3 separate regions of the Homo sapiens genome follow, and all the other regions are linked to region 1. Evidence: read pairs that join two places in POLR2A ChIA-PET (ENCODE). Cell type or tissue: GM12878. All regions are shown on one strand. Each heading gives the region's core, and the rest is flanking DNA. Links, peaks and the distances in the headings are about the cores only. Region 1 overlaps SREBF2 (sterol regulatory element binding transcription factor 2). Region 2 holds the start of LOC124905125 (a long non-coding RNA gene). Region 3 overlaps MEI1 (meiotic double-stranded break formation protein 1).

What was found. ChIA-PET counts read pairs that join two places held together with the same protein. Peaks named below come from ENCODE experiments on the same cell type or tissue, not always from the same donor. Only the 100,000 strongest peaks of a DNase experiment are listed, where the experiment ranks them.
Region 2: POLR2A ChIA-PET joins it to region 1 with 12 read pairs; 15 of 35 experiments call an interaction of 5 or more read pairs at or near these places.
Region 3: POLR2A ChIA-PET joins it to region 1 with 12 read pairs; 15 of 35 experiments call an interaction of 5 or more read pairs at or near these places.

What each region holds. Positions count from the first base shown.
Region 1 is chr22:41,858,281-41,866,618 of GRCh38, reverse strand. The region is part of intron 1 of SREBF2 (sterol regulatory element binding transcription factor 2); the gene reads right to left. Among named protein-coding and RNA genes, the nearest start is that of SREBF2-AS1, 28 kb to the right of the region's middle. RefSeq lists an enhancer at 3,468-3,968. In GM12878, for the core only: no CTCF peak of the experiment used is centred there; DNase peaks (open chromatin) are centred at 3,628 and 4,308; H3K4me3 peaks cover 1,168 bases; H3K27ac peaks cover 2,800 bases.
Region 2 is chr22:41,915,064-41,923,401 of GRCh38, reverse strand. It overlaps LOC124905125 (a long non-coding RNA gene), which reads left to right and starts at 4,740. Exons shown (of 2, transcript XR_007068113.1): 1 at 4,740-5,952; 2 at 6,366-6,891. SHISA8 (shisa family member 8) reads left to right here and starts at 8,328. Exons shown (of 4, transcript NM_001207020.3): 1 at 8,328-8,338. It overlaps TNFRSF13C (TNF receptor superfamily member 13C), which reads left to right. Exons shown (of 3, transcript NM_052945.4): 3 at 1-1,370. MIR378I (microRNA 378i) reads left to right here and starts at 105; the gene lies at 105-180. RefSeq lists enhancers at 2,663-2,732, 2,813-2,892, 3,845-4,348, 5,463-5,552, 5,563-5,722 and 2 more and silencers at 1,603-1,652, 3,333-3,802, 5,953-6,012, 8,210-8,338. In GM12878, for the core only: no CTCF peak of the experiment used is centred there; DNase peaks (open chromatin) are centred at 2,911, 3,361 and 4,012; H3K4me3 peaks cover 3,176 bases; H3K27ac peaks cover 3,374 bases.
Region 3 is chr22:41,777,272-41,784,413 of GRCh38, reverse strand. It overlaps MEI1 (meiotic double-stranded break formation protein 1), which reads right to left. Exons shown (of 31, transcript NM_152513.4): 22 at 5,602-5,706; 23 at 3,020-3,130; 24 at 2,569-2,729; 25 at 1-75. Among named protein-coding and RNA genes, the nearest start is that of CCDC134, 20 kb to the left of the region's middle. RefSeq lists enhancers at 2,739-2,788, 2,939-3,038, 3,049-3,098. In GM12878, for the core only: no CTCF peak of the experiment used is centred there; a DNase peak (open chromatin) is centred at 3,183; H3K4me3 peaks cover 2,202 bases; H3K27ac peaks cover 2,508 bases.

The sequences.
Region 1 (8,338 bases), core at 1,791-5,790:
TGTTCTTTTCCCTCCTCACACTCACCTCCAGGCCCTTTCTCTCATTTTCTTTCTTTTTTCTTTTTGAGACGGAGTCTTCCTCTATCGCCCACGCTGGATGGAGTGCAGTGGCGCGAACTTGTCTTACTTCAACCTCTGCCTCCTGGGTTCAAGCGATTCTCCCGCCTCAGCCTCCTGAGTAGCTGGGACTATAGGTGCACGGCACCATGCCCGGCTAATTTTTGTAATTTTAGTAGAGACAGGGTTTCACCATATTGATAGGTGGGTCTCGAACTCCTGACCTTAGGTGATCCACCCACCTCAGCCTCCCAAAGTGCTGGGATTACAGGTGTGAGCCACCGCACCCAGCCTCTCTCTTTTTCCTGATTGTTTTGATCATAAAAGGAACTACCTTTGTACTAGATGGGTGCTGTTCTGTCGAAGGTACCAAGGGTCCTTTTTTACAGCTGGAAACACTGAGGCAGCGAGTAGGGAGTCACTGTCCTAAGGCTGTGAGTATAGCGGTTTTGGCTTGTGAGGCCACCTCTAATCCTAGCACTGCAGACCCAAACTTGCTCTAACCTCTTTCCTCCTCACCACAGGGAGGCTCTAGGCCTCCTCTCCAAGCTGAGTAAAACCCTGGGCACTGTTGGTATTCTTGGAAACACTCAGGGACAACCAAGTTGATGGCCCCTAAGTCATGGAGCTTCAGGGATGCAAAGAATGGAAAAACCATATATGAAGTCCAGGAGAGGAAAGTAACTTGGCCAAGGTCACACAGCTTGTCAGGGTACAGCTAGGATTAGAACCAGTTCTCTGCCTCCCAGCTTTGTGTTCTTCTACCACAACACAGTGCAGGTATGTTGCCAGGCCAGGACACAGCAAGCCTGCCCCACCCTGAACTCCGTGCTTCCCAGGGCCCATGCTAGCCCTTGTCTGGTTGTGCCCCTTTTCTCTGGGCAAGGAGTCTTGGGTCCAAAGGGATTTGTCCACCTGGAGACCTCGCTTCCCTTTCTAGATCATGTTCCAAGTAGCTGGGACCCTTAAATTCCCAGCCCAAAGGGTCTCAAGCCTACTTCCAGGGCCTCTTCCCTGGTCAATCTTCCCAAAGGCTTTCCAAAACCCAACTTAACCCACAACTACCCCATCATCTCTCACGACTCCCTTCTTTTTCATATGACTGGTCCCTATAGAAGTCAGGAGCCTCAGCTTTGTCCCAGATAGTTTCAGACCTACAATTCTCTACATTGTCCATATTCTTTTCTCTTTTCTCTCTCCAATACGTTCCCAAGAAGCTACTGCTTGTTCTTGAACTATGGCCCCTCCTTTCCAAACCTTCAAGGCCATGTGATGCTCTGATTTAGACACCAAAACAACAAAAACCACCACACCACCACTATAAAAAAATAAAAGGAACCATCTCCATTCCCCCAAACCTCCACCAAGATGTCCTTCTCAGGTCTCTGATGCTGTGTGTGTGTGTGTGTGTGTGTTTTTTGGGGGATGTGGGGGCCTGGAGCCTGGGGTATATTTGTATATCTGACAAACAGAAAGCTGCTGAGACCGGTTGTGGTGGCTCATGCCTGTAATCCCAGTGCATTGTGAGGCCAAGGTGGGAGGGTCACTTGAGGTCAGGAGTTTGAGAACAGCCTGGGCAACACAGCGAGACTCTGTCTCTCTTTTTTTTGAGATAGGGTATTGCTCTGTCACCCAGGTTGGAGTGCAGTGTTGCAATTTCAGCTCACTGCAGCCTCCACCTCCCAGGCTCAAGCGATCCTTCCACATCAGCCTCCTGAGTAGCTGGGACCACAGGTGTGCGCCAACCATGCCCGGCTAATTTTTGTATTTTCTGTAGAGACGAGATTTCACCATGTTGCCCAGGCTGGTCTCAAACTCCTGAAAAGCAACCTCTCGGTTTGGCCTCCCAAAGTGCTGGGACTACAGGCATGAGCCAGGGCACCTAGCCAGATCCCTTCTCTGAACACAAAACAAACAAACAAAAAAACACAAAGATTTTTTGGGCCGGGCGCGGTGACTCACGCCTATAATCCCAGCACTTTGGGAGGCCAAGGCGTGCGGATCACAAGGTCAGGAGATCGAGACCATCCTGGCTAACACGGTGAAACCCCGTCTCTACTAAAAATACAAAAAATTAGCTGGGCGTGGTGGTGGGCGCCTGTAGTCCAAGCTACTCGGGAGGCTGAGTCAGGAGAATGGAGTGAACCCGGGAGGCAGAGCTTGCAGTGAGCAGAGATCGTGCCACTGCACTCCAGCCTGGGCAACAGAGCGAGACTCAGTCTCAAAAAAAAAAAAAAATATATATATATATACATATATATATATATTTTGATATTTTGTGTGTGTGTGTGTGTGTGTGTATATATATATATATATATATATATATATATATATATATGCTTGCAGAAGGATAGGAAAAATAAATCATAATTAAATGTAAATAGGCCAGGGGTGGTGGCTTATGCTTGTAATCCCAGCACTTTGGGAGGCCAAGGCAGGTGGATCACCTGAAGTCAGGAGTTCGAGACCAGCCTGACAAACATGGTGAAAACCCCTGTCTACTACAAAAATTAGCCAGGCATGGTGGTGGGTGCCTGTAATCCCAGCTACTCGGGAGGCTGAGGCAGGAGAATCGCTTGAACCCAGGAGGCAGAGGTTGCAGTAAGCCGAGATGACTGCGTCACTGTACTCCAGCCTAGGGAACAGAGCAAGACTCCGTCCCAAAAAATAAATAAATAAATAGATAGATAAATAAATAAATGTAAATAAATAAAGCTGCTGGGGCTTTCTAGTGTAGTCTCCATATGGGATAACTGGAGCTTTGCATTTCAATCTGGGCACCTTAAGTATTCAGTCAGTTAAACCTGCTGGGAAAAACAGCATCTCACCAGACTACATTCCTACATAGTGGTATTATTTACCAACATCTTGACACTAAGCTCTGTCCTCACTCAGCCTTGTGCGAGGGAGAAATGGGCAGATTGCTACAGATATTGCAGCTTGTACTAACCAATTCCAATTCCGTGACATGATTAAACTGAGAAATGTCCTCAAATTCAGTACATTTAAACAAAACATAATTTAGTGCTGACACACTCCAAGTACAAGATTATAAAATGCTTTAAGAAAATGACTAAGAGAAATCTAAGAATTTGTTGAACCTTTTAGAATTCCCCCAAAATCCCAACTCTGTAAGAAATCAATACAGAGGGCTGTAACACAGAGCCAGAAGAATATCACACACTGGCCGACAGTTTCCATCCATGGAAAGCTAAGGAGGGCAGAAGGCCAGGGTGGCCTCATAGATGCGCACAGGCTTTGGTGGTAGTCAGGCCTAGGTGTGAGTCTCTGGAGGCCCACCTAATCAGTGGTGTGAGCGTGGGCAAGATACTTCTCTTTAAGCCTTGGTTTCCTCACTACAAAAGGCTGCTTTGAAAATACACACTTGGCCTCTTTGCCCTGAGGATTAATAAGATAATTTATCCGAAGTGCTTGGTGAAGGGTAGACCCTTATGCAGGTCAATGTTGGCGGTACTTCCAGAGCACCCACTACACAGGCATGTGGGTGCACTGATCTCATTTTGTCAAGTACTCTTGAAACCCTTTTGTGGGAAAGATATGGGCTGGTGTGGTGAAGTAACCTACACAGGTCAGAAAGCTTAGTTCACGAAGCGTAAGAGTGTGTAGGCAGATGGAATGAGACTACTTAAATTAAAATAAAAAAGTCCCTTTCAACCCACACACAAAAAGCTCCAGTGGAGCCATCTCCAGTCAGCCGGGCAGCCGGGTACTGGGCTGAGTGGCACAGAGGGGCTGTTAAGATGAACATCTGCAGAAAGGAGTGATGGGAAGCTCCAGAAGGGCACGCAGAGCCTCTCCAGGACCCCATCTGGTCTGCGGTGCCAGGAAAGAGGAGGCCTGGAGAACCAGGGTGTAGTTGTGCTTTGTAACTGTGAGCTACACCCATGGGAATGTCCTAATGGCTCCTCACTGTTCCCTGCTCTGATCATTCACATTCTGTGATTACACAGGCTGTCATTTCCACAGAGAGCCATGAAACTCAGAAAAGGGAGGCCCGGGAGAAGGCGAGTTTTATGGAGCTTTGAAAATGAAGCTCCAGTTCCTACGGCAGGCCACAAAGCTCAGGGCCAGAGACAGGCCTCCCACGAGCTAGGCTGGCACGCTCAAGCTCATCTCACTCCCCTGCTCCTGTTTTTAGCTGCTTTGTAAACTTATAGCTAAGTTGCTTAACAAAGTAGGTGAGGCCCCAGGAAACTGTATCTGGGTTCTGGTCTCTAAAAGCAAATAACCAAAATTAGAGGTTCCTGTTATCATCCGTGCATTGCAAGCAGCCCCATGACTCACAAAGAGACCCTGAGTTCACATGAACTTTATGGAGCTTGTGGCTTGGAGGTAACATAAATATCACTTTGCTCAGCTCAGCCTTCAGCATCTACCTGAGAATGAGGTAACCTGAAATCTGGTTAAATTAATTCTGGTCAAGAATAAAGAATGTGAAGCCTCCAAATAGGGTTACAGTTTCTCCAAATTACAGATTCAGTCAATAATCCTTTAACAGGTATTTGTTACCCAGCCCTATTAGGGGCTGGGAAACCTAGTTTACAAAGGTCATTTATTCTTATATTTTGTATTTATTATGCACCTTGTGTTAGACAATGTTTTTAATAATTTTTTTTTTTTTTGAGACAAAGTCTCGCTCTGTTGCCCAGGCGTGCAGTGGTGCAATCTCGGCTCACTGCAACCTCCACCTCCTGGGTTCAAGTGATTCTTCTGCCTCAGCCTCCCAAGTAGCTGGGGCTACAGGCACACACCACCACGCCCTGCTAATTTTTGTATTTTTAGTAGAGACAGGGTTTCACCATGTTGGCCAGGCTGGTCTCGAACTCCTGACCTCAGATGATCCGCCTACCTCGGCCTCTCAAAGTGCTAGGATTACAGGTGTGAGCCACTGCGCCTGGCCCTGTTTTTAATAATTTGTTAAAATCATAAAAGTAATATATTCACTAAAGAAAAATTTAGAAAGCATATAAATGAAAAGAACAAAAATAAAAATCATCCAGCAGTTCCACTATTCTTGAGTCATCCATTGTCAATTTTTTTTTTTTTAAATGGAGTCTTACTCAGTTGCCCAGGCTAGAGTGCAGTGGCATGATCTTGGCTCACCACAACCTCCACATCCCAGGTTCAAGCAATTCTCCTGCCTCAGCCTCCCGGTGTAATCCCACTGAGTAGGTGGGATTACAGGTGCGTGCCACCATGCCCAGCTAATTTTTGTATTTTTAGTAGAGAGGGGGTTTCACCACAATGGACAGGCTCGTCTCGAACTGCTGACCTTGTGATCCACCTGCCTCGGCCTCCCAAAGTGCTGGGATTACAGGCGTGAGCCACAGCGCCCGGCCCATTGTCAATGTTTTAATGTGTGCCCTTCCAGATTTCTTCCTCTACAAGGCTTGCTTGCACACTTAAGCATGCACATGCATGCAAATTGTTTTACAAAAATGAGATCACACTGAACATGCTACTTTGCACCCTGTTCCCTTTGGTTAATAAATATGAAGAACATTCAGTGTCAACCATTACAGACGTAACATCATCCTTTTCAGAGTCCCACGGTATCATTCTGTGTGCCATTGTACTGTACCAGTGTATTAAAATTTGTTTAACTTAATGATGAAAAATTGCTTTAAATTTTTCAGCCTTATCTTTTTTTTTTATTTTTTTGAGACAGGGTCTTGCTCTCTTGCCCAGGCTGGAAGGCAGTGGTGGGGCTCAATGCAGCCTCTACCTCCTGTGCTTAAGCAATCCTCCCACCTCAGACTCCTGAGTAGCTGGGACTACAAGCATGCATCACCAAACCTGGCTAACTTTAAAGAAATCTTTTTTTTGTGGAGACAGAGTCTCCCTATGTTGTCTAAGCTGGTCTCAAACTCCTGGGCTCAAGCGATCCTCTTGACTTGGCCTCCCAAAGTGCTGGGATTACAGGCGTGTGCCACCACACCCAGCAAGTTATTCGGCATTATTAACAACTCTTTTGTTCCCCCACTTCTCTATTTTCTTAGGATAAATTCCTAGAAGTTAGATGGCTGGGTCAAAGGACCACTATACATGCTTTGGAAAGGTTTCAAAAATCTATGCTCCTGCTAGTGTTTCCTCACAGCCATTTCTGTCAATCTGATAGTGGAAAAAACCAACATGGAATTGTTTTGTCTTGCATGACTGAGTACTAACTGAGGCTGAAAGTCTTTTTTTTTTCTAAAGTCCCAATTTTATTGAGCATTTGCATTTCTTCCTTTGTAAACCGCCTGCTCTTGACCTTCGTCCATTTTTGCTATCAGGCTATTTTGTCTTTTTTTTTTTTTCACTGATTTAAAAAACTTCCAGATATTATAGATACTTATTCTTCTTAAATGTCTGCAAGTACTTCCCCCACTTTGTTATTTCTCTTTTAATATGTTCAGAAAAAAAGAATGACATAGCAATTAAGAATCACCATGTCGGCCTGGCGCGGTGGCTCACACCTGTAATCCCAGCACTTTGGGAGGCCGAGGCGGGCGGATCATGAGGTCAGGAGATCGAGACCATCCTGGCTAACACGGTGAAACCCCGTCTCTACTAAAAATATAAAAAATTAGCTGGGCGTGGTGGCGGGCGCCTGTAGTCCCAGCTACTTGGGCGGTTGAGGCAGGAGAATGGCGAGAACCTGGGAGGCGGAGCTTGCACCGAGATTGCGCCACTGCACTCCAGCCTGGGTGACAGAGCGAGACTCCGTCTCAAAAAAAAAAAAAAAAAAAAAAAAAAAAAGAATCACCATATCCTAGCCTTGGAACCTGGGGCAAGTTTTACCTCTTTCAGCTGCAGTTTTTCTCAACTGTACATTGTGGCTAACAATTACAGCTAACTCACGGATTGATGAGATAACTCATGTGGAATCTATGGCACCATGCCTGGCACTTAGTATTAGCTAGTACACATTATTCATAGTGGGTTTTTTTTTTTTGACACTTTTGCTTTAACTCTTACTTTGAAAATGTGAATTTGTTCAAATGCATCAGATACATCCAGAAACAATCTGAGCATAATATAAATTTTGCATTTGCTTATGCATGAGAAAAACACTAGGAAGTGCAGAAAACCATATTCGGCTGAAATGAGCCATGCAGGAATGCACAAAATGTGCACACACATACACAGGCACCTTAAACATCTACCAGCTTCATCAGGTCACTGCATGTGTTATGAATCACATTCATCACATTGATGTCAGAACTTTCCATTGGACTTCAGACAGCCCTCCTTCCACCACTTCCTGATAACTCCCAAGCTGTAACCTAATGACACTTACTTCCCACAAGCAAACCTCAGGTGTTTTTCAAGCCAAAGTGCCTTTTCATTGTGGTATTTATATATTTCTTAGTTTTTCTGGTCTATAAAACTGTGTGACTGTTTTATTAGGTCCCCCCACTTTTTTTTTTTTTTTTGAGACGGAGTCTTGCTCTGTCGCCCAGGCTGGAGTGCAGTGGCGGGATCTCGGCTCACTGCAACCTCCACCTCCTGGGTTCAAGCACTTCTCCTGCCTCAGCCTCCTGAGTAGCTGGGATTACAGGCGCCCGCCACCACGCCCAGTAGAGACGGGGTTTCACCATGTTGGTCAGGCTGGTCTCGAACCCCTGACCTCGTGATCCACCCGCCTCAGCCTTCCAAAGTGCTGGGATTACAGGTGTGAGCCACTGTGCCCGGCAGGTCCCTATCTTTTTTAAAAAATAAATCTTTTCCTTTTTTTGGTCACCTATGAGATTTTTTATTGTTGTGATCCTTAACCCTCCATTTCACAGTAAGTTCTGGGTTTCTGTTTTAGAGACAGGGTCTTACTCTGTCACCCAGGCTGGAGTGCAGTGATGTGATCATAGCTCACTGTGGCCTCTACCTCCTGGGCTTAAGGGATCCTCCACTGCAGCCTCTTGGGTAGCTGGGAGTACAGGCACACACCACCATGTCCAGATAATTTTTATTTTTTATTTGTAAGAGAGACTGGGTCTTGCTTTGTTGCCCAGGCTGGTCTTGAACTCCCTGCCTCATGCGATCCTCCCACCTTAGCCTCCTGATTACAAGCATGAGCCAACATGCCCACTCCGTGTTTTTTACTGCATGATTTCGCATGGCATGATTTTTAGAAATGCACATGATGAACTATAGCAGAACTGACTATACACCATTTTTACATTGTATAGTGAAATTACATGGCTTCTGTGTAACGCTTAAGAAAAACCCTCATCCTCAAGATCAGAGGAATAGTCACCTAAACTTTCTTCATTTGTACTTT
Region 2 (8,338 bases), core at 1,811-5,810, 57 kb before region 1:
CAGCCGCCTCCTACCTGCCCTCCTGCACAGGGTCAGAACCTCCTGACCTGGACTTCGCCCTGGGCAGCTTCCTTGGAACTTGTTGCAGCTTAGCATCTTTGGAAGGGAGCACTGGACTAGGAGTCAGAAGGTGGAGTTCTGGGTGCTGTTTTCCCACTCTTGGGCCCTGGGCATGTTCTGTTCTGTGCATCAGATGTTTTCTGCCTGCCTCCCCCTGAGCTGCCACCAGAGCCACCTGTAGACCCCTGCTTCTCCTGCCCCTCCTGTCCCTTGCCAGGCCTCTGGACTCAGTGCTTCCTGTCCCAAGGACCTGTTGTGTGCCCAGCTTGGAAGACAGTGGCCACTCACATCCAGGTCTCTGCCTGGCTATTTGCTCCATGAACCCATCTCAGATGCCCCTGCCCCCAGGGAGCCAGGTGACAGGGTGAGGTCAAGTGACAAGCAGTAGGTGTGGGAGAGGTTTGGTGGGGTCAGGCCCACATGGGCCCAGCCATCCACTCCCCTTCCATCTGGAGTTGGGGGAGTCTGAGCTGCTCCTGGCCACCCCATCTGCCCCACCCCATCTTTTCCTGGCCACCCCAGCTCCCACCCCATCTTCTCCTGGCCACCCCATCTCCCACCCCATCTTCTCTTGACACCCCATCTCCCACCCCATCTTCTCCTGGCCACCCCATCTCCCACCCCATCTTCTCCTGGCCACCCCATCTTCTCCTGGCCACCCCATCTCCCCCACCCCATCTTCTCCTGGACACCCCCATCTCCCACCCCATCTTTTGCTACAGCCAGGGTTAGCTCAGCAGGTGAAAACCCCGAGGGTGGGTGAAACCCCTCTGGGGCTCAGACATGCAAACCTTGGGCATCTCTCTGTCCCAGCTGGCCCCGCCAGCCGGTAGGAAGTTTCCCCTGAGTTCTCAGTTTTTTCTTCTGAAAAATGAGGGGTTGTATGCAAGGTTCTCCTCCTGGCCTGTGGTCCCCAGAGAAGGGCAGGAAGGAACCTTAGATAATTCTCATATGCATTTAACAGACGAGGAAACTGAGACCCAGAGCCGTCACATCAATACCTCATTTGATCTTCATAAGAGCACCTGGAGGAGGGGGGTGGGGTGTTTGTGTTTGTTTAAATTTTTTTTTGTGAAAAAAATGAAGATAGGCATTTTGTAGACAATCTGGAAGTTCTGGACCGGAATCCATGATGTAGTCAGGGAAGAAATGACCCGTGTCCAGTAACCCCAGGCCTCGAGTGTGTGGTGTATTTTTCTACATAATTGTAATCATTCTATACATACAAATTCATGTCTTGACCATCATATTAATATTTGGTAAGTTTCTCTCTCTTTAGAGACTCCACAATAAAGTTTTCAACATGGTAAGGTTTTCCACCTGGGCATTTGGATACTTTGGTTTTTGCTGTTGTGGCCAAGACGGCACAGGCCACATGCGCCTGTGCAGGAGTCTCTGTTTCCCAGCACAGTTGTTGCGCCAAAGGCCTTGACTTTTTTTTTTTTTTTTTGAGATGGAGTTTCACTCTTGTTGCCCAGGCTGGAGTGCAATGGTGCAATCTCGGCTCACCGTAGGCTCCTCCTCCCAGGTTCAAGCGATTCTCCTGCCTCAGCCTCCCGAGTAGCTGGGATTACAGGCATGCACTACCACACTCAGCTAATTTTGTACTTTTAGTAGAGATGAGGTTTCTCCATGTTGGCCAGGCTGGTCTCAAACTCCCGACCTCAGGTGATCTGCCCGCCTTGGCCTCCCAAAGTGCTGGGATTACAGGCATGAGCCACCGCGCCCAGCCAGCCTTGACCTTTTTGTTTTGTTTTTTTTTTTGAGACGGAGTCTCGCTCTGTCGCCCAGGTTGGGGTGCAGTGGTGCAATCTCGGCTCACTGCAAACTCTGCCTCCCGGGTTCACGCCATTCTCCTGCCTCAGCCTCCTGAGTAGCTGGGACTACAGGCGCCCGCCACCACGCCTGGCTAATTTTTTTGTATTTTTAGTAGAGACAGGGTTTCACCATATTAGCCAGGATGGTCTCGATCTCCTGACCTCATGATCCGTCCACCTCGGCCTCCCAAAGTGCTGGGATTACAGGCGTGAGCCATCGTGCCCGGCCCAGCCTTGACCTTTTTAAAGGTCCCTGTTGGTCCAAATTTTCTCCTGAAAATCTAGACCATTTCACATCCATGAGGAGGGATTATATGGTCCAGTTTGCAGATAGGAAAAGAGAGGCCCTGTGAGGTAATGGGATCCGGCCCAAGATACAACAGGTGGGTGGTGGAGCTGGGCGAACCCTGGGCTCCTGCGCTTGGCGGCCATGCCTGCCCAGCAGAATGTCATTGGCCCGGACCCCCTCCTTGGGAGCGGAGAACTCGGGGACTGATGCCAGGCCCCACTCCCTGGTTTCATCACTACTCAGATTTTCTCCCCAACTGTTCTCTCATTTTGATAAGAGGGATCCCAGACAGACTCTGGAAGCGCCGTTTTGCGGGTGGGAACTGAAGGGAAAAGGCCTCTCTCTGAGCCTGTGTTTCGGGCCAGCTTTTCCTGAAGGAGGGTCTGATTCCCACCAGGTCCCCAGGGCCCTGGCCGGTGGGGGCAGGCCTGGCTGAAGTCTCGCTTCCTCCTGGGGCTTCCTGCAGGCCCCTTTCACTTCCTGCCTGGTAGCCAGAGGCTGGGGGCTCCAGGAGGGGTTGTGGAGGCCCAGCTGGTGAGGCCAGGGAGGAAGGCCTGACCCCCCACTTTCGTTTCAGCAGGGATGGCTCAACACAGCACTATCCCTGCAAGCTGGTAGCATCTCACTGGGCCTCAACTCTCTGGGCCCCTCTTCCCATCTGCAAAATGGGGCTCTTGAGGCCCACCTAGCTGTCCTTGGAGATTGAAGAGGTCCTGTGGCATGTAGGGACAGAGGGACCCCTGCTAGAGCCAGGGAACGCCCCCAGCAGGGAGGTGTGAGCAGGCCTGGTCCTGCCCTCATGACCCGAGGGTGGGGAGAGAATGGGGGTGCGGTAGAAACGACTGCCCCAAATAGCGGAATAGCGGGGCAGAGTCGGGGAGCAACCGGGAGGAGAGAGATGCCAGAGTTCCCCGCCCCTACGCTTTCCTCCCGGGACTCCGAAGGGCGCTCAGTGGTTGGCGTGGGGGACGGGGGGAGGGACGCTACTGGGGTCCCGGGACCCAGAGGAACCTTGGGCATCTCTCCACTCCCCTAGGCTGCGGATAATCTGGGATCCAGGCCCGAATCCAGCGACTTCGGGGCAAGCGAGTCTCTGCGCGGCTTCCGCCGTCAGCCCCGGCCACCACCGGCCCCGGGAGATTTGGACGTGGGGCGGGGGTAGGGGGTGCTGCCAAGGGGCGGGGTCAAGAAGAGAGGCGGGGCTGAGGGACCCCCAAGCCTCAAGGTGGCCGGAAAGGGGCGGGGCCAGCGGCATGCCTAAGGGGTGGAGTCAAGGCCAAGGGGCGAGGAAAAAGCTTGGGACCGGATAAGGGGCGGGACCAAGGCCAAGGGCGCCTGCTTCGGGCTCCCGACCTCTGCGCCCTCGGGAGTCCGGGTCCTCACGCGCATCCCGAGCCCTGGGGGCCTGGATGCGGCCCACGGCCCCGACTCAAGGGCGAGGCTCAGGGGGGAGGGCGCAAGACGCCTCCGCACAGAACTGTGACCGAGGAGCAGGGGGGCTGCCGGGGAGGGCGCACCTGTCCCCGTGCACGCGCTGTGGCCTCCGTGGAGCTCTGTCCTCTCTTGGTTCCCGCGCTAAGGTCTCGGTGTCCGCTCCGGATTCGCACGTACACTGAGGGCTTTGGAGCCTCCCAGTCCCGCCGCTCCCTGGCGACCTCAGGAGCCCGGGCGCCCCCTCCCTCCCACGGGCAGCTGGAGCCTGAGTCAGAGTTGCCTCGCGGGAGACAAAGACAGCCGTGGGCCCTCCCTCCAGAACCCCTCCTGGTATCGGCATTTGCACCAGCAGGGAGCCCAGAGTCCCCAAGAGCCTCTGCTTCTTGGGTAACTGCATCATTGAGGAAATGGAAGTGAAATTAGCTTAGGAATGAGGCCTTGGAGGCTTGTGGGTGGCATCCGCGGTCACGGTCTTCTCAGCCTGGCTTCAGTGTCTCTGGGGCCCACTGCTTCTCCCTGTAACCCTGCCGAAATGCTGGTAGCCCATCTTGCAGATGACAAAACTGAGGCCTAGAAAGGTTGAATGGCCCTGAAGAGCAGGAATTCCAACCCGGTCAGCCTGGCTCCAAAATAAAGGATAAAGGCTGGGCGCAGTGGCTCGCACCTGTAATCCCAGCACTTTGGGAAGCCAAAGCGGGCCGATAACTTGAAGTCAGGAGTTCGAGACCAGCCCTGCCAACATGGTGAAACCCCCGTCTCTACTAAAAATACAAAAATTAGGCCGGGCCCCGTGGCTCACGCCTGTAATCCCAGAATTTTGGGAGGCCGAGGCGGGCGGATCACCTGAGGTCAGGAGTTCGCGACCCGCCTGATCAATACGGTGAAACCCTGTCTCTACTAAAAATTACAAAAATTAGCCAGGCGTGGTGGCGTGCACCTGTAATCTCAGCAACTCCGGAGGCTGAGGCAGGAGAATCGCTTGAACCTGGGAGGCGGAGGTTGGAGTGAGCCAAGATCGCGCCACTGGACTCCAGCTGGGCGACAGTGTGAGACTCCGTCTCAAAACAAAACAAAACAAAAATTAGCCAGGCATGGTGGCGGGTCCTTATAAATCCCAGCTACTCGGGAGGCTGAGGCAGGAGAATTGGTTGAATCCAGGAGGCAGAGGTTGCAGTGAGCCGAGATCACACCACTGCACTCCAGCCTGGGCAACACAGAGAGACTCCGTTTCATAAATAAATAAATAAAACCTAGAAACTCTGGGCATGTGGGGCTGGAAAGGGGTTCCAGGAAGAGAGGGCAGCCTGCGTGACCAGACAGGGGGCAAATGAGCCTGGGTCAGGTGTTGGCAAGGGCCCTGTCGTGGGGTAGGAGTGCCTCCCGGGTGTGCTGAACTGGCCAGAATGTGGATTCGGGACTCATAGTGCAGGTTCCAGGCCAGACCCTGCCCTTCCTGGCTGTGTGCCAGTCACAGCAAGTCACTTCCTCTCTCTGAGTCTTGAGTTTCTCTCTAGGAAATCCCAAACCTTTCCCAGGGCTCAGCAGAGCTGGCAGACTGGTCACCCACCACCTAAAATGGGGACACTGAGGCCCAGCACAGGCTGTTTGTCATGTCCACACCTCTCAGGGCCCCCAGCCTTCCCCAGCCAGAACTGAGCACCAGGTGAGGGCTGGACATGGAGGAAGGCCGTTCGTGCACAGGAGCATGTATGCTGACAAACACGTGTGCACACACATGCCCACCGTGCAGGGAAGGCCCTCATAGTCATGCTAGCCCCAGACATGCACACTCTTGCTGTCACCCAAACACGCGCAGACACCCGCACACTCGAGCTGCCAGCATTGGGAGCTGGGGGCGGGGCGGGTGCCCTTCAGGAGCAGGGACTCGGCTCCTCTGCCCGCCCCGCGGGGCTTGCTGCAGATGCCAGGGGTTATTTTAAGCCTGGATCAATGGATGAGTTTTGGTGACACAGGCTTAGTGGTAGTGGAGGGGGGCAGGCAGAAGAGATAAGGGGTGGCTGCCCTGGAGCCTTGATGGGGTGAGAGACCCCGGGGTCCAGGGCAAAGGGGTCACTCCTCGGCCGGGCTGCTCTATCTCCAGATCCCCTCACCCGGCACATGGCCAGGCACCTGGGGCAGTGTCAGCTGAATGGGCGATCAGATCCCAGGACTCAGCCAGTCAGGGTCAGCTGGGCTCTGTGTTCACAGCTGCCCTCTCCTGCTCCACTCACTCCCCGCGGCCAGGTGTTCCCATGGAGAGAAGAGGGTATCCAGTGCCTGGCACAGACCCAGTAGTTATGGTTACCTATGGCTGCTGGCTGACCACTGAATCAGATTGAGACGGGGAGGAAGGTGTGTGTGTGGTGGGGGGTGGGGGGTGGTGTTGGGGGTTGGACATCAGTCCCTGGGAGGGGCTGGAATCCACTTCCTTCATTGGACAAATGGCTGTCACTATGTATATGTATGTGAAGGCCTGATGGGGTCAACATGAGGAAAGCACCCAGTGCCAGGACGGTGGGGGCAGGAGGGTGTCCAGGAAGGGGGAGCACTGGGAGACTTGCTCTGACCCCTCACTCTAACTTGGAAGAGGCCCCAGTTCCAAGGGGGCAGAGACAAGCCTCTTTCAACCCAGTGCCCGGCAACGGGTGGGAAAGGTGGGAGAAGAGGCCCCCCTCAGAGCTCCTGCAGCCTCCAGGGCAGTGGGCAGAGGGCGGTGGGGACTTCAATACCAGTGATACGGGTTGTGCCACGGATTCCATTTCTAGGAATGGCCCTAAGGAAAGGAAGCAGGAAAGGACGCTCCAGAAAGTAGAGCTCAGAAGCTCTGAGAAGAATCACAAATGAGAAGGTTTTTTTTTGTTTTTTTTTTTTTGTTTGTTTGTTTGTTTTTTTAAGACGGAGTCTCAATCTGTTTCCCAGGCTGGAGGGCAATGGTGTGATCTCAGCTCACTGCAAACTCTGCCTCCCAGGTTCAAGCGATTCTCTGGCCTCAGCCTTCCGAGTAGCTGGGATTACAGGCATATGCCACCATGCCCAGCTAATTTTTGTATTTTTAGTAGAGGTGGGGTTTCACCATGTTGGTCAGCCTAGTCTCCAACTCCTGACCTTGTGATCCACCTGCCTCAGCCTCCCAAAGTGTTGGGATTACAGGCGTGAGCCACTGCCCCCAGCCAAACGAAAAGTTTAAGGATGGCAAAAAGTAAACCACAAACTAGTTACAATCCAGCATGTAAATGTGGCATATTTTAGTGTGGTTGTCTCTGGACATGGGATTAAAGCAATTTCATTTAATTCCTTTGTTCATCTGTGTTTTTTCTTCTAAACTGGTAATAAGGGGTCCTTTAATGAGGGTGGGTTTTCGGGGCTGGATGGGAAGTGTGTGTACATGTGTGTGCACATGTGTGTGTGTAGGTGGAGGGAGCAGGCTGTCTTTGGCCAGGGCACAAGGAGAAGCTCTGAGTGGGGAGGTCACCTCCTCTTCCTGTCTGAACCCATTAATACCTGAAATTAGTCTGTCAGCCCCTCATGTCAGGCAACAGACTTGATCCTCCTTAAAATGTAAATCCTTCCTCTTCTTCTCCCCCACCTTCTCCACTTTCATAAGCTGGTCCCAGTTGCTGAGAGAAGGACGGATGGAAAGGGGACCAGGAGGGACCCTAGGGAGCCCCAAATGTTTCATCTCACAGAAACTAGGCGCTGGAGTCCTTTCATTCATTTATTCATTCAGCAAATGCCGACAGAGGCCTGAGCTGCACACTGGGTGAATTGCACGCCCAGTCCTTGCCCTCCTGCTGTTTCCGTCTGGACAGAGGGAGGTTCCATATCGACCCCTATCTCCTGGAAGGGGCAGATTATGAGTCTGCCCTCCAGGAAGAGTCTTTGATGTTAAGATGAGATACTGAGGCAGGGAGAAGCCAAGCACCAGGACCTTCTCCAGTTCAACTCAACCCCGAAAACACCACTGGGCCGTGCTGGGACCGGGTCCGGGCTCCTTAGGGCCCCCACACCCTACCCCTCGGTTTGTGAAAGGACCTGCGGGTGGGCGCAGGGCGGAGGTCTTCCTTTTCCAGGCTTTCCTTTTCCAGGGCAGGGGCGAGCCCAGTCCCCCTCTCCTCACACCTGGGGAGGGAGCAGATCGCGGAAGTGCGTCAGCCAAGCCGTGCCCATCGACGCAGGGATGGGGACATCCCTGGACCCCAGCCCAGCGTTCGAGGGGTTCTGGAACTGGGCTCGCGCCGTGGGGTAAATCCTTGGCCCTCTGAAGCGGCGCTGCCAGGGGAAGTCCTTCCCATTTGACAGGTGGGAAAATCGAGGCGCCGAGAGGGGAAGGGGCCCTCCTTATGTTATGATCAGAACGGACAGAGGGGACGGGAAGGAGGTGAGAGGGTGGCCCTGCCCGTCCCGGGGCAATTCCGGGCTGCTTTGACCTCCGCGCCTGTAAGGTACAGGTCCCCGCACCTGTAAGACAGGGACGCTCTAGTCGCGGGCCCTAGAACTGATCCCCTTCGAGCGCCCAGTTCCGATGAATGTTTCGGGGCAGTCTTTGTGGAGGGGGGTTCCCTGTGGGGCCTCCCGGCTCCGCGGGGCCTGCTGCCTCCTCTCGCCCCTCGCGGCAGCCGCGCTCCTCCCCCGGCTCTGCCTCCCTTCCGCCCTCCCTCCTCTCTCCCTCCCCCGCCCGCCCGAGCCCGCGCCGAGCCCGAGCGGGAGCCGGAGCCGGAGCCGGAGCCAGAGCGCGGGC
Region 3 (7,142 bases), core at 1,090-5,089, 82 kb after region 1:
TAGTGCAGCCTTTTTCTTTGGAAAGCTGAGAGCCTTCAATACTTGGTCCATTTCCACAGAGAGTGTCTGGTGAACCTGGCAGGGCACAGGGTAAAGGGCTAACCCCCATGTTCTGGAAGCCTGGGCAGAAAATAACCTGCCTGAAAATCTCTTCTATCACCTCCCCCCACATATCCACTGCATCAAAAGGGGACGGAGGAGGCCACACAGAGTCCTCCAAGCTGCACCAGCCCTGGCTTCAGGAGCATGCGGAGAATCAAGTCCGAACCTGGAGAACTCTTTTTCTTCCAAATCTCCCCCATCCTCACTGGCCTCCTCCATCAGACAGCCTTCTCTGGCCTCATCTGTGGTTCAGTCTCTGGCTCTGTTCACTATACACCTAACTCAGAAGATCTGGAGTCAGACAGGCCAAATCAAAATCCTGGCTCTCAAGTCAGGTACAGTGGCTTACACCTGTAATCCCAGCACTTTGGGTGGCTGAGGTGAGAGGATTCGTTGAGCCCAGGAGTTCAAGACCAGCCTGGACAACATGGCGAAGACCCATCTCTACAAGAAAATACAAAAACATTATCTGGGCATGGTAGCATGTGTCTGTAGTTCTTGCTACTCAGGAGGCTGAGGTGAGATAATCACTTGAGCTGGGAGGCCAAGGCTGCAGTGAGCTGGGATACTGCCACTGCACTCCAGCCTGGACGACAGATTCCATTTCTTTAAAAAATAAAATAAAATCCTGGCTTTGCTACCTGTCAGCTGTATGGCCTTGGGCAAGTTACTGCACCTCTCTCAGCATGCCTGACTTTCTTCATCTATGAAATTAAGACAAGCCGGGCACAGTGGCTCACGCCTATAATCCCAGCACTTCGGGATGCTGAGGTGGGTGGATCACCTGAGGTGAGGAGTTCAAGACCAGCCTGACCAACTTGGAGAAACCCCGTCTCTACTAAAAATACAAAATTAGCTGGGTGTGGTGGCAGATGCCTGTAATCCCAGCTACTAGGGAGGCTGAGGCAAGAGAATCGCTTGAACCCAGGAGGCAGAGGTTGCGGTGAGCCGAGATCACACCATTGCACTCCAGCCTGGGCAACTAGAGCAAAACTTTGTCTGAAAAAATAAAATAACAGGGAACTCTGTGTATGTGTGTCGGGGGTGAGGGGGGGTGTTATATGGGAACTCTCTGTACTACCTGCACCATTTTTCTATAAATCTAAAACTGTCCTAAAAATGAAGTCTATTAATAATAAACAAAACAGACAAAAAAAAGGTATGGCAATGTGAAGGAGCATAGCTGACTGGGAGAAGCACAAATGCCTGGCCAGAGGACAGGGAAGGTGGGTGGGAATGGCAGAAAGTAAGGCTGCAGAGGGCCAGGCCTAGAGGAGGACAAAAAGGCTGCTGAAGGAGCTTGGGCAGAAGGGGTGTGAGGACAGACTGTGGCTGCAATGATAGGACATGCAGAGGAGGGAAGAGGCGGGTGGCCAGGAGACTGTAACTAGGTCACATTAGTGGGGAGGACGAATGATCAGGCCTGAGTTAGGGCACTGGAGGTAGCTAGGAGCAGGTAATTGCCTAGGTGTGAGCTGAGGGCCAGGGCAGAGCCAAGGACAAAATGCAAGTTTTCTCCTAGGCAGGTGACTGCAGACAGCTGGATGAGCCCAGCAGCCTCACACGGAAAATTAGGAAAGGTTTCTGTCCTAAACCAACCACAGGCAACAACCTGCAGGATTTGCCAGAGCATAGATTTGCCACAGCTTGTTGCCCCTCTAGAGGCCAAAGTTTAAAACTCATGTCACTTCTGTGTGCCCATCACTAGATTGGCACAGTATTGGGCGCAGTGTGAGGATACCACAGAGGCTAGCAGATGGTTTCCATGAGAAGTAGCCCACAGAGGAGCTCACGCAGGGCACTGTGATGACAAGGCCCTACAAGAGGGAGGGGCTGAGGGGAAGGAGGTGCTCTGTGGATAAGTCCACTGCTCTCCTCTTCCCTGCATCACCTTCTCGAACAGTAATAATGACAGTTAACCATGTGTGGCATTCCACGGCTTGCCATGCTGCACTTTAAGGTCGCAGGCTGGCTTCTGCCTCCCCGTCTGGTCTTTTCTGCTCCATTCATTCCCCACCTTCTCATCACACAGAGCACCTCACCACTCCCCAAATATACAGAGCATGTCCTGAATTTGTGCAGCTTCATGCCTTTGCTCATATTGTTCTCTCTACTTGGAATGCCTTCTCCCACTATCTTTGCTGAGTACAATCTTATCCTTAAAGACTACAAGTTCCCTAAGGGTAGGACACATGCTATATTCATTTTTTATTCCTCTGTGCCAAGAATAGAGCCTGGAGTGTAGGTAAACCTTATGTGTTAAGTGGATTAATATGAAACAACCTCACAACAATCCTGAGATGTTTTCCCCATTTTGTAGGAAAGGAAACTGAGCTCAGAAAGGGTAAATACCTTGCCAAGGTCACACAGCTAATAAGCCCCCAGAGCTGGGACCAGAACTCAGGATCTTCAACACTCCTTTGAGTGCCACCCCATGCCTCAAAGCCACAGGAGTTAAAGACTAACCTGCAAACTGCCCTTGTGCTGCTGGGCAGAGAAGGAGGCAGTGAGCAGCCAGGCAGAGCAGAGGAGTGCAGTCCTGGGAGAATCTGCCTTTGCCAAGGTGAGGGCCAGCATCTTCTCCAGAAGCTCCATCAGGCCTGTGCTGCTCAGGAGCACTGCAGCAGCTGTCGGGGGTGGGCAAGGCAGGGCCCACAGGAGTTACAGAGGAGCTTCAGCTAAGTGCCACTATGGTGCTTAGCACCTGATTGGGGCTTCACAAACAAACAGAGGATCATCCTGAGGCTCTAAGGGTCCCAGCTTCATAACAGAAGCTCAGGTTATTAGAGCCAGAAAGGACCTTATGACCACCAGCCACACACACAACCCTATTTGTTTTTTTAAGATGAAAAAGTTGAGATACAGAGGACCACAGACTGCCCAGCACTCTTCACTGTCCCAGCCCGGGCCCCTGCACCTCTTTTCTGACTGCTGGGTGTGGTCTGATGAAGGCTCCAATACAGGAAGTTGAAGGAGGGCTGCAGGATGTCCACGTCAGTGGGGCTGCACTTCCCACACAGCTTGCTTACTGCAAGAGATGAAAGTCCCCAGTCGGCCTGTCGCAAAACACTCACACTTGTCATAGGTGGTAGCCTGCGACTGGCTATTTCAGATGTCAGTCTTGGGGAGCAAGCACAAACTAAGTATCCCTGATATTACAACCAATGGAAAGAAACACAGTGACAAACCTTAAGGCACATTCACACCCTCCATCTAGACAAACATCAGGCAAGCAGCCTACAGCTGCACATCACAGAAAGACTTTAGGATTTCAAAGGGATCCATCCTGTGAACATCGTCACCACCTTCCCAAGGGAACTTTAACAGTCGAATGAAGTGCAGTTCCCTGCACTTGCCACATCCCCTCTCTCACATCACTTCATTTAGCTAACTCCTCTTGTCCCCGTCAGCAATCAAGATTCAGCTCAGGCCTCCGCAGTGGCTTACGCCTGTAATCCCAACACTTTGGGAGGCAGAGGCAGGCAGATTGCTTGAGCCCAGGAGTTCAAGACCAACCTGGGCAATGTGGTGAGACCCCGTCTCTCCACAAAAAAATACAAAAAATTAGCTGGGCATGGTGGCACACACTGGTAGTCCCAGCTACTCGAGAGGCTGAGGTGGAAGGATCGCCTGAGCCCGAGAGGTAGAGGCTGCAGTGAGCAGTTATCATGCTATTATACTTCAACCTGGGTGACAGAGTGAGACCCTGTCTCAAAAAAAAAAAAAAAAAGAAAAGAAAAAAATTCAGCTCAAAGTTCATCTCCCCCTTGAAGCCTTCCTTAACCTCTCAAGGCAAGATTAGATGTGCTTCTGCATTCTCCCAGGCCTCATCAGTGCAACATTACACTGTAGATATCTATAGAACATATCCCTTTACTCTTGGGAACTCCCACTTCCCATCTCCCTATCCCCATCCTAATATGAAACCTACCTACAGCTCCATTCACTTTTTGGCAGCCACATCACACCCTGACTTCGGTGCTCACCCAGACAAGCAGGTCTCAGCTCCCTCCCACACCAGTACCTCCACCCCGAACCACAGTCCTCTACTCTCTGCTGTCATATAGAAGTGCTCAAGGATTATATGTAAATGTCCTATTACATTTCATGTGTGGGTTTCAGCCTGTTACTCCCTGTCAGAGGCTCTTCTGAAGGCTGAGTTTGTCACACACAGATCCCCCTCCTAGCTTAGTGTCAGCCTTGATCTCACAGACAGGCTGGTGATGACTGGCACCAGGCTGAGGCCATCTGCAATGCGTCCCCAGTGGCCTTTTTTTGAATCTGACACTGATGTTCTCATGAGGTGGACTGGGCTCCAGGCAGGGAAGATGCCCCATCTTCACCTGTGGCTACAGGAGCTGGGGGGTCCACAAACACTGAAGACATGTCATTTTTCCTATTCATTTCAACCTTCCCTCAGCAAATCTTCCTGCAGGTGCTGCCTGTGAAGTGATGGCAGCATCATGAGTTGAGAAACCGAGGAGGTTTGGGGTGTGGGTAAGAAAAAAGCCTGGAGAACTGTGAACTGGATCATCAGATCTGAGTCAATTGTAGGATGAGCTGGAGAGCTGACCTTGTGCCAGGAAAAAAGGAATCTGCATGAATAGGATCTGTTGAAGGTCTACTGTGTGTCAAGCACTGTGTGACATTCTCTATCTAACTAGATAAGTATTCCTTATCTTAACAACTAGATAAGTATTCCGTATCTTAACCCTAGTTTAGGAAAGTACTACTACTTTACCTATGAGGAACCTAAGACTCACAGAGACTAGATGATTGCTAGTGACTAAGCTGAGATTCAAACCCAGGCCTTCCTGACTCTAGAGCTTGTGCCTGTCATACAGATTTGTTTGTTTTAGGGACGAGGTCTCACTCCATTGCCCAGGCTGGGTGCAGTGGTGAGATCATAGCTCACTGCAGCCTTGACGTCCTGGGCTCAAGCAATCCTCCCGCCTCGGCCTTCCCAAGTTGCTGGGACTATATATAGGTCTGCATCACGACACACAGCTAATTATTTGTATTTTTTTTGTAGAGACAGGGTTTCACCATGTTGCCAAGGCTGGTCTTGAACTCCTGAGCTCAAACGACATGCTGCCTCAGCCTCCCAAAGTGCTAGGATTATAGGCGTGAGCCACTAGGCCTGGCAGTTTGTAGAGGCAGGATCTTGCTATGTTGCCCAGGCTGGTCTTGAACTCCTGGCTTCAAACAATCCTCCGGCCTCAAACACCCAAAGTGCTGGGATTACAGGCATGAGCACCCCCCTGGCCTCATAATGCTGATTTTTTGCAGAGGTAGGGTGTCTCCCAAACATTCCCAGAGAACAAGCAGAGAAAGCCCTGAGAGGTCCTTTAGCAAGAAAACCCTAGGGACAGACTGACCTACTAGCTTCTTCCAAAGGGATGAAAGAGTAGAAGAAAGAAGAACACCAGCCTACTTAGTGAGCACCCACTGCACGTCCAGCCCTGGGCCCTTGGGCGCTATCCCAAGCAGCCAGGGCACCTTGGTGAAGGAGCTTCATGGCCACGCTGTCCAGTTCTTGCTCTGACACATTCCTGAGCTGCATCAGGGAGAGGAGGCTCAGCAGCAATGGTAGGTTCCCCGAGGCTGTGAAGAACAAGGAGGACTGGGCAAGAAGCCTGATGCTCAGATCACCTGAAGGTCAGACACCCTGCCCTGCTTCAATGGCCCTTAATAACAGGTTCAAAGTTTTTTGTTTCCTAAGGGGTGAGGTGTTTTGTTGGGATTTACTCCTATTTCTTTCTTCATTTAGAACAGGCGTAACTGATATACTAAGTGCCAGACATAGGTTGGTACCAGGAATTCATTATTTCATTTAATCCCACTAAACAAAATGTGAAGCATGGATTGTTATTCCTATTTTGCACTTACAAAATTGAGGCTCAGAGAGGCTGAGTGACTTCTCCAAGGTCCCACAGCCAGAAAGTGGCAGGATGCTGTGGTCTGAATGTTTGTGTTCCTCCAAAATTCATGTTGAAATCTTAACCCCCAATGTAATAGTATTAGGAAGTGAGGCCTTTGGTAGATGACTGAATCATGAGGGTAGAATCTTCATGAATGGGATGAGTGGCCTTTTGAAAGAAACTGCGAGGAGCTCCCTCCCTCACCCCTTCTGTCATGTGAGGACACAGTAAGAAGACAAGTCATCATGCTGGCACATGCCTATAACCCCAGCTACTCAGGAGTCTGAGGTTGGGGGATTGCTTGAGCCTAGGAGGTCAAGGCTGTGGGGGGCAGGGGAGAAGGAGGAGGAAGAAAGGAGGAGAAGGAAGAAAGGAGGAGAAGGAAGGAAGGAGGAGGAGGGAGGGGAGAAGGAGGGGAAAGAGGAGGAAAAGAGGAAGAAGAACAAGAGGAGAAGAAGAAAAGAAGAAGAAGAAAGAAGAAGATGAAGGAGAAAGAAGGATGGATGGAAGGAAGGAACGAAGGAAGGAAGGAAGGAAGCAGGGAAGGAATGAAGGAAGGAAGGAGGGAAGGAAGGAAAGAAGACAGCCATTTATGAACCAGGAAGTAGGCCTTCACCAGACACTGAATCTTTCAGTACCTTGATTTTGGATTTCCCAGCCCCCAAAACTGGGAGAAATAAATTCCTGTTGTTTATAAGTCACCCAGTCTATGGCCCAAATAGACCCAAATCTGAATCCAATGCCCATGGCCTTCCCACTATGTTTCCACTACATCTTAAGGTTCTTAACCAGTATTATCAGCTAAACATGGCTTGTCCTTCCCTGAAAAGAAATAACTCATCTCCTCTTGACACCTTTAAATCTACTTCCAAACCCTCAGTCCTCTGTCAGGTAGCCACAGATTGCCTTTCGCTTTGCTTAGAAATATAATTTTAGGCCGAGTGTGGTAGCTCACACCTGTAATCCAAGCACTTTGGGAGGCTGAGGCGGGCGGATCACTTGAGGTCAGGAGTTCGAGACCAGCCTGGCCAATATAGTGAAACCCACCTCTAATAAAAATACAAAAAATTAGCCAGGTGCAGTGGCGCATGCCTGTAATTCCAGCTACTATGGAGGCTG